Linked DNA regions of Homo sapiens: region 1 is linked to region 2. Evidence: read pairs that join two places in POLR2A ChIA-PET (ENCODE). Cell type or tissue: A673. All regions are shown on one strand. Each heading gives the region's core, and the rest is flanking DNA. Links, peaks and the distances in the headings are about the cores only.

Region 1 (7,129 bases), core at 1,535-4,034, 970 kb before region 2:
TCTGGTTTTAGAAGATGGCAAAGGAGACTTAGAATGATTTCTATAGTTGTTTGTTTAGTTCTTTTGACAAAATTGCCTAAAGTTCTTTTATAAAAATGGAATTCATTTTGTCTACTTTTCACTCCTTCTCAAGTCAAAATAACACAAGGTATTTACTAAATCAGTTTGCAAATTTGGAAAATTTTAAAAAGTACTGCTGAGCTGGGTGCAGTGACTCACGCTTGTAATCCCAGCACTTTGAGAGGCCCAGGAGGGAGGATTGCCTGAGGCCAGGAGTTCAAGACCAGCCTGGGCAACATAGCAAGACCTCATCAAAATAAAAAATAAAGTATTCCTGAATGCTCTGGACTTGCCTACTGGTTTGGAAGTGGTTATCTCAGTGTGGAGGATTGGAGATGCCGTTTTTATTTTACATGGACAACAGACCATTGCTAGCTAACTTTAGTCCCTTAGCCCATGTAGATCTGACAGTTTATGACGTGAGACTGTCTTCTCTAAGTGACACAAACCATTTCAGGTTGTTTCAGTAAGGTTATTTTGGGTCTTACAAGCAGGGCCCAAGAGCTTCTGTGTGTTTCATTAGTCAAGTCAGGGAGATGAGAATGAGTCTGAGAAAGGGCATCAGACTATCAGTGCCTTGGACTTTGGGAGGGCTGTTGGCTCCAACTCTACCAATCAATAGCCTTCTGGGAATTGGTTCATATGATTATTTGATTTCATAGAAGTACTCTTCCAGCCAAAAGTGCTGCTTGACACATGAAAATTGTATCTTGACAATTTTTGGATAATACCACACCATCCCTTGATATTGTTGAAAATCAGAATTGGTAATCAGTATGCTTTCCTTCTAGCCATGAAGTCTTTAAGTAAATATGTTAAACTTAGAGTTTTATTGTAGACTTTGTGGTTAATTATGACCTTTCTTAGCAAGCTGATGTCACAATGTAATAAGTAAGTTATGTTTCTCATATTTATTCAGAAGTCCAGGATGTCTTTGTGTTAGGGTGATATTTAGGTTTTGATATCTTCGATTTGTCTATTTTCCCCAATTGTATATTCAGTCTGTAAAATTTATTTTACTCTTTTCCAATTACAGTGGCCACATCTTCTTATTTAATTTTCACCTTACTTTGTACATCATTTTAGGGTAGGTCTTATTGCCACCTTATGATGAAAAAAATAAGGCTACATTTTCCCAAAGATCATCATTGGACAGTGAGTCCATATTCAGAAGCCAATTCTGATTTTTGTTTATGTTCTTTGGATTAGACCTCTGGGCCTTGAGCTTGATCTGGCTCTCTAAATTTCATTGATTTGGTTAACATTCAAAAACTAAATATCTAATGACTACCTTTGTCCCACAGTTAGGATCAACAAATGTGATTAGATGCCTGTCTTCAAAGGAGTTCATGAAATAACCAGTCGGCAAGAGGCAAAGTTTGGGAATAGTTTCTTCTACCCTTCATACACATAACCATCTCTTTCTAGATTGATGGAGAGGGTTCCAGTGTCCAAGCAGGAATGACCAGGCTTCATGAAACTTTTGAGTGGCTTTAACTAAAATGTTGGGCCATGAGGTGAGGCCCAACCTTGTAGATTTAGTGGGGCCTCTTGAGGAGCTACTTCGTGTTAAACACTATTCTAAGATTAAAGCAAAACAAGCAAAAAATATGATTTCATCCTTCAGGACCTCACAAGCTAGCAGACAAGATGGAAGCATACATAGAGGTGCTTCCAATTTCTGCTTTGCCCTGTCCACCCTTCGTTCTGCTAGCAGAACAGTTTTTTGAAAAACATGCCCTTTCCTTGCTTAAAACTTTCTGGTGGCTCCCTGTTTCTCATAGGACCAAGTTGAAGTTTCTTATCAGGACATACAAGGCCTCCACTGATTTGGCCCAGCTTCTTCTACACTTCCACAGCTTGCTTCAGGCACATACCACTCCTTGGGGTGCTTAGAACCCATCATGATTTTTCATACCTCTGGGTATTTATTTATGCTGAGCTCTCTGTATAGAATGCTGTATTAATCTGGGTCCTCTGAAAAACAGACACACAGGATTAAATTGGCAAGGGTTTATTAGGGGAAAATGCATGTGGAACAGACAATGGTGAGGGGGCTGAGAAGGCTGGGAGTGCCATTAGTCCTTCATGCAAGTCTGAGCCCTAGTGAAGGGGGGATAGGGGAGAGCTGGTTAGGCAGAAGGTTTCCAGACGGCAGTGCAGTCTAAAGAAGATTCAGAAAAGCTATTGGGGAGTGCAAAGTCAGCTGTTAGTGGAGTCCTGCAACTTCCAGCAACAGTCTGCTTTGGTATCCCTGCTGTACTCAGTGATTGGTTGGGAGCACCCCTTTGGAGGTGTGACTTAGTACAGACACTAGGATGAGTTTCTGAGGCAGATGGGGTCCTTAATCAGTTGTGCTCCTTGTAGTTGGAGACCCTTGAGTTGCCTCTTGGCCTCTTCTTGGCTACCATAAATTCCTTTTCTCTTTCGTTAAATTCCTCCTGCTTGTCCTTAAAGGGCCAGCTGTAAATGTTTTTTCTTCCAAAAAACTTTTCATTGAAGGAAAATCTCAGAATGTCCATCGTGATCCCACGTCCTGCCATGATCATACCATAATCTTTGCTTGGCAAATTTTTAATACATTTATTTGATTTGTACCCCTACCACCTATTACAGGACCAAAAATCTGTTAGGTACTCAGGAAGTGTTCGTTTGAATGAATGCATTGGTAGGGCTTGGACAGGCAGATCTGGGGAGAAGGTAGTTGAGGCAGAGGGAACTGCTTAAGCAAAGCCATAGAGGGAGAAGAATAAAGGATTTACACTGTAGTTAATAAATGTCTTTTTTCCCCAAATAAGTATATCTTCCCCCAAAGCTGTCATTTTAGAGAAAGCCTATTATGATGCAAAACAGTGGGGGAAAGGAGTGTCTTCCTGGCAGTTGAAAATGATTCATATTTGAGAACTTTGTTGAACAATGTTTTGAGTATTTCCTGAGAGACTTCTTTCTTGAGAGGAAACAGTTGATGGAAATGGAATTTTACTGCTGCCAGGAAAAGTGCGATAAAGATAAAATCTCATGCAACAACTACTACCAGAATAGAAATTTCCATAGAGCAAAGAGATTTCAAAGTCTCAGCTAATGGCTCATATGTATTTAGTATTCAGTGCAGCTGAACTGTAATTCTGTAATGGAATTTGACCAATTTTGAGAAGCCAGTTTGTAATGTATGAATTAGTGGAGACCCATACATCTTGACGTTTGCTGACTCTGCCAGATGTTGGTTATATTTCTGATGGAAAGAAACAGAGAGCTGGCTGGGATCCCAAATCTTAGAATTGCTACCGGCCGCCTACCACTGCCACATGTTGCAGTGGTAGGAGATAAACATGCTGAGGATAAGACCTGAAAAAAAATCACTCTATATCAGCAACTGGAGATACAGCCCATACTCCTTATGAAATATTCTACTCTCGTGGCCTGGGTTGAACCATGTATGAGGCAGGCACTCCTTTTAGCCCAGGCCCAAGTCTGCTCTATGCAGTCTTCCTCATATCTTGTTTCCCTAGAGTTACCACTTGAAGGCATTCCTTATTCGTAATGTGGTGATGATTAATGGCACCTACCTCATGGGCTTGCTGTGAGGTTTCAATCAGATAATGGATGCTGAAGGCTTAGACTGTGCCTGGCATAGAGTAAGTGCTCAATAAATGGTAGCTAGAGTTCTTTTATTATGCAATAGAAGCAGGACTCTGAGGGTAACATCTTAATATTTCCAGTTGAATGTTATCAAAGTCAGTTGTTCATGCATTTGTTAAATTATGGGCCATAGCAACCCAACTCTATGGACCTGGGCTGCTGTGTCCCAGACTGTAATTAACACACAGTTGCTTATATCTGTCTTTTCTTCCAAGTGAGGACAGTTTGTTATGACTTGTAGATTAAGCAAAATTACTTGCTTCTCCATTGTGTGCTAACCTGGTGTAGAATACCTTTTCTTGTCTGTCTTATTTACCATCTCTCTTACTTTCAAATTTCTATTATAATTCTCCTTTAGATTACATATAGCTAACTTAAGAAAGTCCCAGATGTGAAAATAAGGCGAGTGCATGATGTATCCCCCTTCCCTTGATTTTTGCTGATCAGGTGGGGAATCTGACCCAATAGCTCTTCTTCTGTATCCTTTCTTCCCTTTCAGTGGAGTAGTTCACATGGGATATTATCTCCTTTACTTGTCTTTTACTACTAAAACATTTCTTTTAACCATCTTCCTCCTTTGTTTTCCAAGTTTTGCCTGATTACATCAAGAACTACCTCCTCCTCCTCCTCCTCCTCATTCTATCCCATTTGAAAGCCAAACACATGAATTGAATTGTAAATGGTAGGAAATAGAGTATTACTATTGAGAGATGTGTACCAAGGCAAAGGAAAGCCATACATTAAAATGAGCAAGGGGAAAGTAGTATTTGAATTCCCAAAGACATCTCATACTCACTATGTCCAAATCTGAAATCACTCTCTATCTTCTTTAAGCCTTCTCCTGCTAAAGTCCTCTGGAACTTTGTGGCAGCCTACTCTCAAGATGTTTCACCAGTGGGTTTATTTCATTCTTCTTACTCCTACTATTCTTGCTCTGGGCCTGGCCCTCATCATCTTTCATCTTGAGGTAATAACTTCTTTCCTCATCTTTTTGTACCCTCTCTGCCCTGGATGGCCTATATAGTGGCAAAAGAAGGTGTTTTTTTTTTCTTTCCTTTTTAGCTTTTTTATTGTAAAATGAGACAAGAATTTAAAAAATCAAACAAATGTGTAGCTTAATACAATATTACAAGGCACACATACTTGAAATCACCATCCAGATCAAGCAATAGAGCTTTGTCAGCCACCCCAGAAGTCCTTCCAGGTGCCCTCTCCCAGTCAAAAACCTTCTCTCCTTCTGAAATAACCATTATCCTGACTTTTAAAGTAGTTATTTCCTTGCATTTCTTTATCTATAGACAGTGCTATTTGGAAACACCAGTCTTGCTGCATCCAGTTGCCTCTATGCCAAAGTCTAGAGGTGCGCAAATTCCCTAATGGGTATTCTTTTTTGAAAAATTATTTTAAAATATTTAATTGACAAAGATTGTATAAATTGAAAGTGTGCAGTGCAATGTGATGATTTGATATACATATATATTGTGTAATGATTATCACGGTCAAATTAATTAACTCATCTAATACCACCCATGGTGTACATTAGAGCCCCAGAACTTGTTCATCTTCTATCTGAAAATTTGTGCCATTTGATTATTTTCCTATCTCACCCCCTTATCTCTGGAAACCACTCTTTGTTTCTGGGATTCAGCTTTTCTAGGATTCCACATATAAGTGAGACCATATAGTATTTGCCTTTCTGTGTCTGGTTTATTTCACTTAGCATAACTGTCCTCTAGGTTCATTCATTTTGTTACAAATGGCATGATTTTTTTTTTGTTTTTTTAATGGTGAATAATATTCCATTGTGTAATATATACCACATTTTCTTTATCCATTTATCTGTTGATGGATACTTAGGTTGTGACCATATCTTGGCTATTGTGAATAATCCTACAATGAACATGGGGGTACAGATATCCCTTCAAGATACTGATTTTATTTCCTTTCTCTCCGGCCCTCACAGGTTTTCTCAGGCCTACATTTATAGTCTCCTGTTTTGTTTTGTTTTGTTTTTGACATGAGGTCTTGCTCTGTTACCAGGCTGAAGTACAGTGGTACTATCGTGGCTCACTGTAGCCTCAAACTCCCCAGGCTGAGCCTCCTCCCAGCTCAGCCTCCTGAGTAGCTGGGACTACAAGTGTACGCTACCATGCCTGGTTACTTTTTGTATTTTTTTGTAGGACAGAGTCTTGATATGTTGCCCAGGCTTAGTCTCCTTTCTATGATTCCCCCTCCCCTCCCCCTAGTCTCTGTCCGTACCACGCTATTTATAGGCTGCTAGATACCTCAGGTACCTCTTGGTGTTTGCCAGATGCCTCTAGGTATTGGCTCCTGTTGTTCCCTTTCTGAAGCTGCCGCTCTTCCATTCACTGGTGAAATCCTAGACCCAACTCAAATGTCATTTCTTCTGTGGTATGCTGCCCTGGATCTTCCTTCTCTGACGTACCTGGGGTAGAACGAATTCTTCCCGTCCCTGTGTTCTGTGTCCATTATAGCATTTTACACTTGCTTCTATTGTTAGCATTTTTCAGTCTTTGGTACCTAACAGATTTTTTGTAGGTGCTCAATAAATGTTCTTTGAATGAATGAATCTATGTAATCCATAGTTAAAGGTCTTTCAGGGTGTCAGATTTTCTTCAGAATCAACAAAAATATCTTGTTTTGATTTTCACACAAAGTTAAAAACATATTAATTTTATTTTCTGTCCGTAACTATTATTGCCAATATTTGGCTTTACTAACTTTGTGTGATAAATATTTGCTATTTTGGCCACATTATTGGTAAAATAGACCTTTGTGGGCTTTTCTGGCTACCTGCACACCATTTTTATTATTTCAAGGGTAACAATAATTATTGAGTACAACAGTGTGCCAGACATTGTGCTAAGCTTTGTCTGTGCATTATTTGCTGACTCATCACCCTAATCCTTTATTATTTTCATTTTACGTGTCAGAAAGTAAAACTTAGAGAAGTTAAATGAGTTAAAGTTATAACGCTAAGAAAGGGTAGATTCAGGGTGCAAATCTAGGCAGTCTGACTATAAATGTAAAACCCATTTTTTTTAGCCATTATTTTTTTGTTTGTTTTTTCCTCTTTGAGACAGAGTCTCACTTGCTCTTTGTCCAGGCTAGAGTGCAGTGGCATGATCTCGGCTCACTGCAACCTCCCTCTTCCGGTTTCAAGCGATTCTCCTGCCTCAGCCTTCCAAGTAGCTGGGATTACAGGCACGTGCCACCACGCCCACCTAATTTTTGTAGTTTTTGGTAGAGACGGGGTTTCATCACTTTTGCCTGGCTGGTCTCGAACTCCTGGCCCCAAGCGATCCACCCTTCTTGGCCTCCCAAAGTGTTGTGTTTACAGGCATGAGTCACTGGGCTTGGCCGTTTTTTACCATTCTGTGTTATTTCTTATTAAGAAAGATAATAGTTC
Region 2 (7,129 bases), core at 2,117-4,616:
TCCATGATGTTAATCATAGCTGCCCAACAGAATCTCTTGGGAGCCTACTAAAATGCAAATAACTGGGTAGTTTTGCCAAGCTATTGATTCAGTGGGTTTTGGGTAGGGCTTGGAATCTGTGTTCTTTAATCTGCTCGTTAGGCCACCCAATTTTGATCAACTTCCATCAATCTTTTACTCTAAGTTGATTAAATAGTGATATATTTATAGAAGTTTCTAACTCTAATTCAGTAGCATTTTTCTTTATTTCCTTTGTATGGACAACTGGCTTGTTAATATGCCTTCAGAGCCCAAGTCTCTGAAGTCAGTGTTCTCTTCTCAGCACTGCCTCTGATTTGAAGGATGACCTTTAACATCTCAATGGTTGAGTCTTTCCCTGTTTCCTATGTGGACCTAACCACTCTTTTTTAGCATGCTGAATGCCGACAGAAAACGATTGTGAAAAGTTCAAAATGTAAATTGCCATGGAAACATTATAGCACTGGTAAAACATGTATTCTCAGTAGATAAAGGGGAAGACAGATTGGGGTGAATGAAGCTATCCATTCATCAACCTTGGATTAATCAATCTCTGCTTGTCATCTTAAACAGAAGGATTTTAAAGGAATTATGGATTTCAGGTCAGAATTTGTCTGGTTTAGTATTTTTTATTTCAACTCCAAACATTTTTATAAAATGTGCCATGCTACTTCTGGGATATATAAAAATACCAGTCTCCAAGATAGTAGGAAAGCTGTTTGCTCAGAGACCAAGGGTGTTACTCCCTTTTACTTCAAACCAGGAAGCTGGAAGGAGCTATTCTGTTACGATATGTATTGGACATTTCCATATGCATTTAAGTCAAGGAATTATTCCTGAGTATCTTCTGAGACAGGGTGTTATTCTGGGTGTTTCGGAACATATAGATGTGAGGAATATGCAGTCTCCACTTTGACAAGTTTACAGATGGTTGCAAAGTTTTGGGTAAAGGTAAATTATTAGCTGCCTGTGATACAAGATAAAATATTTGCCATGGAGATTCAGAGCAGTGAAGGCCCTTGCATGTTGGGAGAACGAGCAAATACTTCCAAGTGGGAAATTAGATTTGAGATAGACTGTTTTTTTTTAACTTTTATTTTAATTTCAGGGGTACATGTGCAGGTTTGTTATATAGGTAAACTTGTGTTGTGGGAGTTTGTTGTACGTATTATTTCATCACTCAGGTATTAAGCCTAGTATCCATTAATTATTTTTCCTAATCTTCTCCCTGCCTCCCCCCACCACTCTCTGGTAGGCCCCAGTGTGTGTTGCCCCCCTCTGTGTGTCCATGTGTCCTCATCGTTTAGCTCCCACTTATAAGTGAGAACATGTGGTATTTAGTTTTCTGTTCCTGCATTAGTTTGCTAGGGATGATGGCCTCCAGCTCCATCCATGTCCCTGCAAAGGACATGATGAGATAGACTTTGAAAAACACACAGGATTTGACCAGACACAGGCATTCTCACTACAGAAAAAAGCTGGAACAATGGCCTGGAGGTGCGCTCAGGCAAAGTATGTATGAAATTGTCTTCAAAATCTACTGCAAGACTTTCAGATTTCCCTGGAAATGAGATAATTGCTCCTTTATTGACATAAGTTGGGGTTCATTTTACTATTTAGTCACCTGAGGATATGTTAGTTATCCCAGCATCCCAGCACCTCCTTTGCTTGAAAAAAATCCTTAGTGCTGGGGCCTTTGAGCTGTGGGAGTGAATGAATAGGCATGGGACCAAATTGTAGGACACTGGTAAGTATCCTGCACTGGGATACTGACATAGAGGCCAATAGGTTTAGGAAAGCCAAACAACCTGCTTACCTCACAGTATAAATGAAAAAGCCTGGGCTTTGGAAATCAGATCAGCCTGGATTTCAATCCTGGTTCTTGCTATTAATGTTTTCCTAGGCACATTATTTAATCATTAAATATAATGTCTGTCATGTAGCTGATACAGTTGGTATATTATAAATTTTCAATAAATTAATTACCTGGGTCCTGTGTGTAGAGACCATGTTTCAAGGAGGGATGGTAGATGCTCACCTGGGTTTCCATAGAGCCAAAGTATATTTCTCTTGCTGTTTTATAGCATACTCTGTCTCCTTCAAATCTCAGCTTTTTGCTTGGCTCTAGCCAAGATTGGAATGTTCCCTTAAATATTTCTGATCTAGCAGAAAGACCAGCCTTTCAGAACTTGCAGTGGCTTCCTTTGTTGACATTAGATTCATTTGGGACTTCTTTAAGTTGATGCTGCCATCTTCCTATGCTTTGGCCTCTACTTTGAACTTTCTAATCTTGCTGGTTTTGCCCTATCTGCTTGGGAATTTGACCACAACAGTACCAAGGTACCAATGTCACCTCTAGGCTAAACTAATGTCTTCTTGTAACTTGGTCTTTTCATATGGCACATCTTGCCAATCTTATGGGTTGCTCTTTGTGATCAAAAATGACCAACCTGATCATGACGGAGGGTATTGGGCACCAGTCTGGGGCCAGTGTGAGTATTTCTTGAGCTTGAGGTGGACTCCTTAACCTTGAAGACTCCTAACATGATGTCCTTATGTCCTTTAGCCAAATGCAGGAAGACCTGTGGTACATAGCTTGATCTTGTCTCTTTATACTCTAAACAAGCTGGTGGGCTAGATTAACTTCTTCAGGCCATCCTGACTCTCTGGCTTTTCTTTGAACTGTCTCTGGGGCTTTTGAGCAGCCTCTGGACTCCATGATGGAATGGGAAGTTTGTGATATAAGAGCTATGATACACTAACTTAATTTTTTTTTGCTCCTGTGTTTCCCAGACTCATTAGATTATGGCACACTCCTGCTCATGTGCATGCCAATTCACATATATACCCACCAAATGCCTGCTAACATATTCAGATAATGTTTTTCTCTCACTTTGGAAAAATGTCCTAGTTTAATCCTCATAAACATGCTGTGAAATGGATTTATTATCTCCCTTTTATGGATGCAGAAATGGAGTTTAAAGAACTTACAGGATTTGTCCAACATCACCTAACTGTAAGTTGCAGAGTTGTACACACTAATTAGTAATCCCGCTGCTCTTTGACCACACTCACTGTGCCTGCATGCATTAGCCCTGCTATTGGCCCTTGTGATAAAAATGTCATGCTAGCACAAAGTTGGGAAACAATACCCTTCCATAGGGTGGCCATGCCAATCAGAAGCCAATGTTACCTCTCTTAATCTTAAAGCATGAATGGGCTCTACTTCAGGTCTAATTGAACTGAGACCATAAAACCAAATTGAGAAGGCTCCATGGGTGTGTCATTTAGTCTCACATCCAGGAGCTTTCCATTGGGTCTGCTGCCACATTTACCTCTCTCTGGGTTTTGGGACATTCTCACATGGAAGGAGCCGAGATCGTGGCATAATTACCACCTGCTCCATTTGGGTACTCTGTCGGCTTCTACATCTACCCTCAAGTCTCCCACTCCGGGTGAGAGCAATGGTAGAGGCTTTTGTAGTGCTGATCATTATCTCCATCCCCGGGAAACAGGAAAACAGCACAATAGCAAAATCCTTTTGGCTATAAGATTTCCTGTCCCTAAGTCACAGAGGAAAACCACATAAAGACAACTAGAAGCTCAGTAACCCCCAGCAAACCTAGCTATGCACATTTAGCATGTCTAAGCAGCCTTAGGTTCAAATTCTGGTACATTGCTGTGTTTCTCTGAGCCTCAGTTTCAGCATTCATAAAATGGGGATAATAATACTTGTTTCCATTTCATAGTGTGATTCAAGGAGATAATTGATGTACTATGTTCTGTGTATGTCTGATGGACACTCTAAGGCAGAATTTGAAATAAAGACATTGCTTCAGCTGAAGGCAGATGTTAGGAATAGTTTGTTGTTAATCCCACCCTTTGGCAACAAAGACATTTCAACATCCAGTATCAGGCTGACTGTGACTCACAAATGAATTCAGAATAATAGCAATACCTGTGAGCTCTCAGACTGGCAGTCAGAACCCTGCTGAAAGGATTAGCGCCCGCAGCACATGGCAACTCTGGTAATGGTGACTTGAAGAAGTAGTAATGTCTCAGCTCTTTAAATTGTGTGTTTTTTTAACTAATATAATTTTTAAAAACTTCATTAGCAGCACAGAATGTTAGAACTGAAGGATCTTCCTTATCCCTGCCTCTCCTTTTACAGATGGGAAAACTAAGGACCCTCAAAAGGGACTGTACCTGGCTTCAAAGTGACAGAAGTAATAGATGACAAAAATGAGATTCTAACTTGATCTCTTGTATAATGTCAATATTCTGATTTTACATGCTCATTAGATAAAATTGAAAAAAAAAAAAAAGAAAATGATGGCCAGGCACGGTGGCTCACGCCTGTAATCCCAGCACTTTGGGAGCCAAGGTGGGCGGATCATGAGGTCAGGAGATCGAGACCATCCTGGCTAACACGGTGAAACCCCGTTTCTACTAAAAATACAAAAAAAAAAAAATTTAGCCGGGCGCAGTGGCGGGTGCCTGTTGTCCCAGTTACTCGGGAGGCTGAGGCAGGAGAATGGCATGAACCTTGGAGGCAGAGCTTGCAGTGAGCCGAGATAGCGCCACTGCAGTCCAACCTGGGTGAAAGAACGAGTCTCCGTCTCAAAAAAAAAAAAAAAAAGAAAATGATTAAGAAGAAAAAGATCACCAATAATCCTACTCTACAGACATATACATCATTAACATTTTGGTGTATTTGATGCACCAAATAGCAAATACCTCTCTTTCTGTCTTCTCTGTGTGTTCATTTTCTTTCACCTGTTCAGAAACATTAAAACTCAGGTCTTCTGACTTCACGCTCAGTGCTTTCTCTTAGCATATCAGGCTGCCTTTCTAATCAGCATTCTTATTTGATATTTAGTAACCAAGAGTTAGGTTTTAAATTCTCAAAACCAAGTAAAGCTGCCAGTGAAACCCCATGTGTATATGGCTCATTAAGAAAACAGGTGTAATAATGAAATCATGAATAAATAGATCACCAAAATGGCCTAGATCAGAGAGCCAAGCATGATGCTAGACAGAGGTGTCTCAAAAAGCACAGCCACATCCCTGCCCTCAAGGAGCATGCTCAGTGGCATGACCTCTATCTGAAACAAGGGCTGTCTGCCTGTGCTCATCCCAGCTCAGAAATGAAGCAGAAAATGAAAAGGCCACATGGGATGCTTCCTACAGTCCTGTTAATGTCAGGAGTGCAATGCCTAGGCCCTAGGCATTTTGACTCAGCTTCAGTTCTCTCTCCCAAGGCTGAATTACTAGAACTCCAGCTGCAGCCTGAACTTTAACTCCCTGTTCTCTTCCCAACCCACAATCTTGTTATCAGTCTGATTCTGATCTGTTAGGGAGAGGGGAGGGGGAGCTAGCAGAGATGTGACTAAGGGCAATTGAGATAGGTCAGAATGGCCTTGCAGTATATTCTGTCTTAGTGAAGGTTTTGCTAAACCATTGCTGCACTGGGGAGAGAGTAGGAGAACCCCTGCCTCCTTGTCCGCATTCCCTTAGTTAAGCTGAGCTAAGATGATCCCTCCAAGCTTTTCCTAACAGGGAATCTACATTCTCTGTGTCTTGCTGGCTGGCCACAATTCCTTGGGGAGGCAGGAGCTAACTCTACCGTCCTAGCCAACTTGAATAATAGGAAATAAATGGGATGGAGAGCCAGGCAGCCTCTTTGTTACACAGCACGTTAGTGAAGCAGCTATCTATTTTTAGAAGAGGGGGAAAAAGTAGTAGCTTACTCTTTTGGGATCAGCAGGTGGAATAATGATCTGCCAAATTTTAACATTCAAGATTTTTTAGCTGGGCTACAAATGAGACAGACTTTTGTGCCTGCCTCAGTGCAATGCTGTCAGTGTAATCGCACATCCCTGGGCAACTAAAACATGAACGCTGGGGAAAGGAGATATAGGACTCCATGTCACAGAACTGAAGGCTGAGGGTGCATGCTATACCAATAGCCTGATTGATTTAATTAGAAAAAAAATAGGTGGCCTAGTCACCAGGAGTATTGAAACCTCAGATCTCTGCTCAAATGTTACACTCAGTGAGGTTTTCCTTGGCATTCTATTAAAAGTAACGCTTGCCGATGACGCTTCTTTTAGCCTGCATTATTGTTCTTTCCTGTACGTATCGCTACCTGACATTGCTTTTTATCTGTTTATTAATTTTTCTATTTTCTGTCTCAGCCACTGGAATGTAGGGCTCAAAAAGACAGAGGCTTGCCTTTGTTCACTGCTATGTCCCCACGGCCTAGAACTATGCCCAGCACATGATAGGTGCTCAGGAAATATATGTTGAATGAATTAATGAATGAACATGTGAATGAATAAACTTAGTATCCAATAGACAATGAGTATGCCAATAAAAATGACAAGAGCAATTAATAATTATTGCATGCTGCACATTAACTCACTTAATCCTCACAGTAACTCTGCATGGTACATACTGTCCTTATTTTCATTTTACATTTAAGGAAAATTAGACTTGGGGGTTAAGTGACTTGCCTCCGTGGCCTTTGGGTCACAGCATGAATAAATAATACAGCCAGGGTTTGATCATCAGCCTGGGGACAATGATTCCAGACATATCAGACTGAGCATTCACTTAATAGTATTTTGCATTGGTTTTTTGGAATTTCCTTCCATGATTCTTACCTGGCCCTGTAAAACTCTTTCGATAAAATGACCATATGAGATGGATGTTTCATTTCCATCTGCTTAACCTATAGCATCCATGGACTTGTCATTATAAACTCCAACCAGAAGAGCAGGATATGCCTCATTGTTCTGTGACAAAAAGAACCCATTGAACATTTTTTGGCTTAGCTGTGGTTCATTGGTGAAGCTAGATCAGATAGAGAATGGTGGTTTCTTCCTTAAAGGTTTAAGAATAAGGATTAATGGCTATTCTGACATGCTCTAATGTGGACTTTCTCCCACTGGATCCACGACCTAAACAACCACGTTTCCCAACTTAAAGTGTTTTGCAAAGCCAGAGCATGTCAGGGCTTCCTGGTCATGTTTTTAGTCACTTTCATTCACAAAAGTGAAATTTGTTTGTACTCCCTTCTCCCCAAATAAAATGCAACAAAAATACATCA

Evidence for each region. Peaks named below come from ENCODE experiments on the same cell type or tissue, not always from the same donor. Only the 100,000 strongest peaks of a DNase experiment are listed, where the experiment ranks them.
Region 1: POLR2A ChIA-PET joins it to region 2 with 15 read pairs; 3 of 35 experiments call an interaction of 5 or more read pairs at or near these places.

Annotation. Positions count from the first base shown.
Region 1 is chrX:139,877,693-139,884,821 of GRCh38, reverse strand. All of the region lies in intron 1 of ATP11C (ATPase phospholipid transporting 11C (ATP11C blood group)), which reads left to right. Among named protein-coding and RNA genes, the nearest start is that of MIR505, 43 kb to the left of the region's middle. In A673, for the core only: no CTCF peak of the experiment used is centred there; DNase peaks (open chromatin) are centred at 2,341 and 3,091; H3K4me3 peaks cover 669 bases; H3K27ac peaks cover 2,500 bases.
Region 2 is chrX:138,905,600-138,912,728 of GRCh38, reverse strand. It overlaps a transcript of FGF13 not described here. Among named protein-coding and RNA genes, the nearest start is that of FGF13-AS1, 200 kb to the right of the region's middle. In A673, for the core only: no CTCF peak of the experiment used is centred there; a DNase peak (open chromatin) is centred at 3,548; H3K27ac peaks cover 1,743 bases.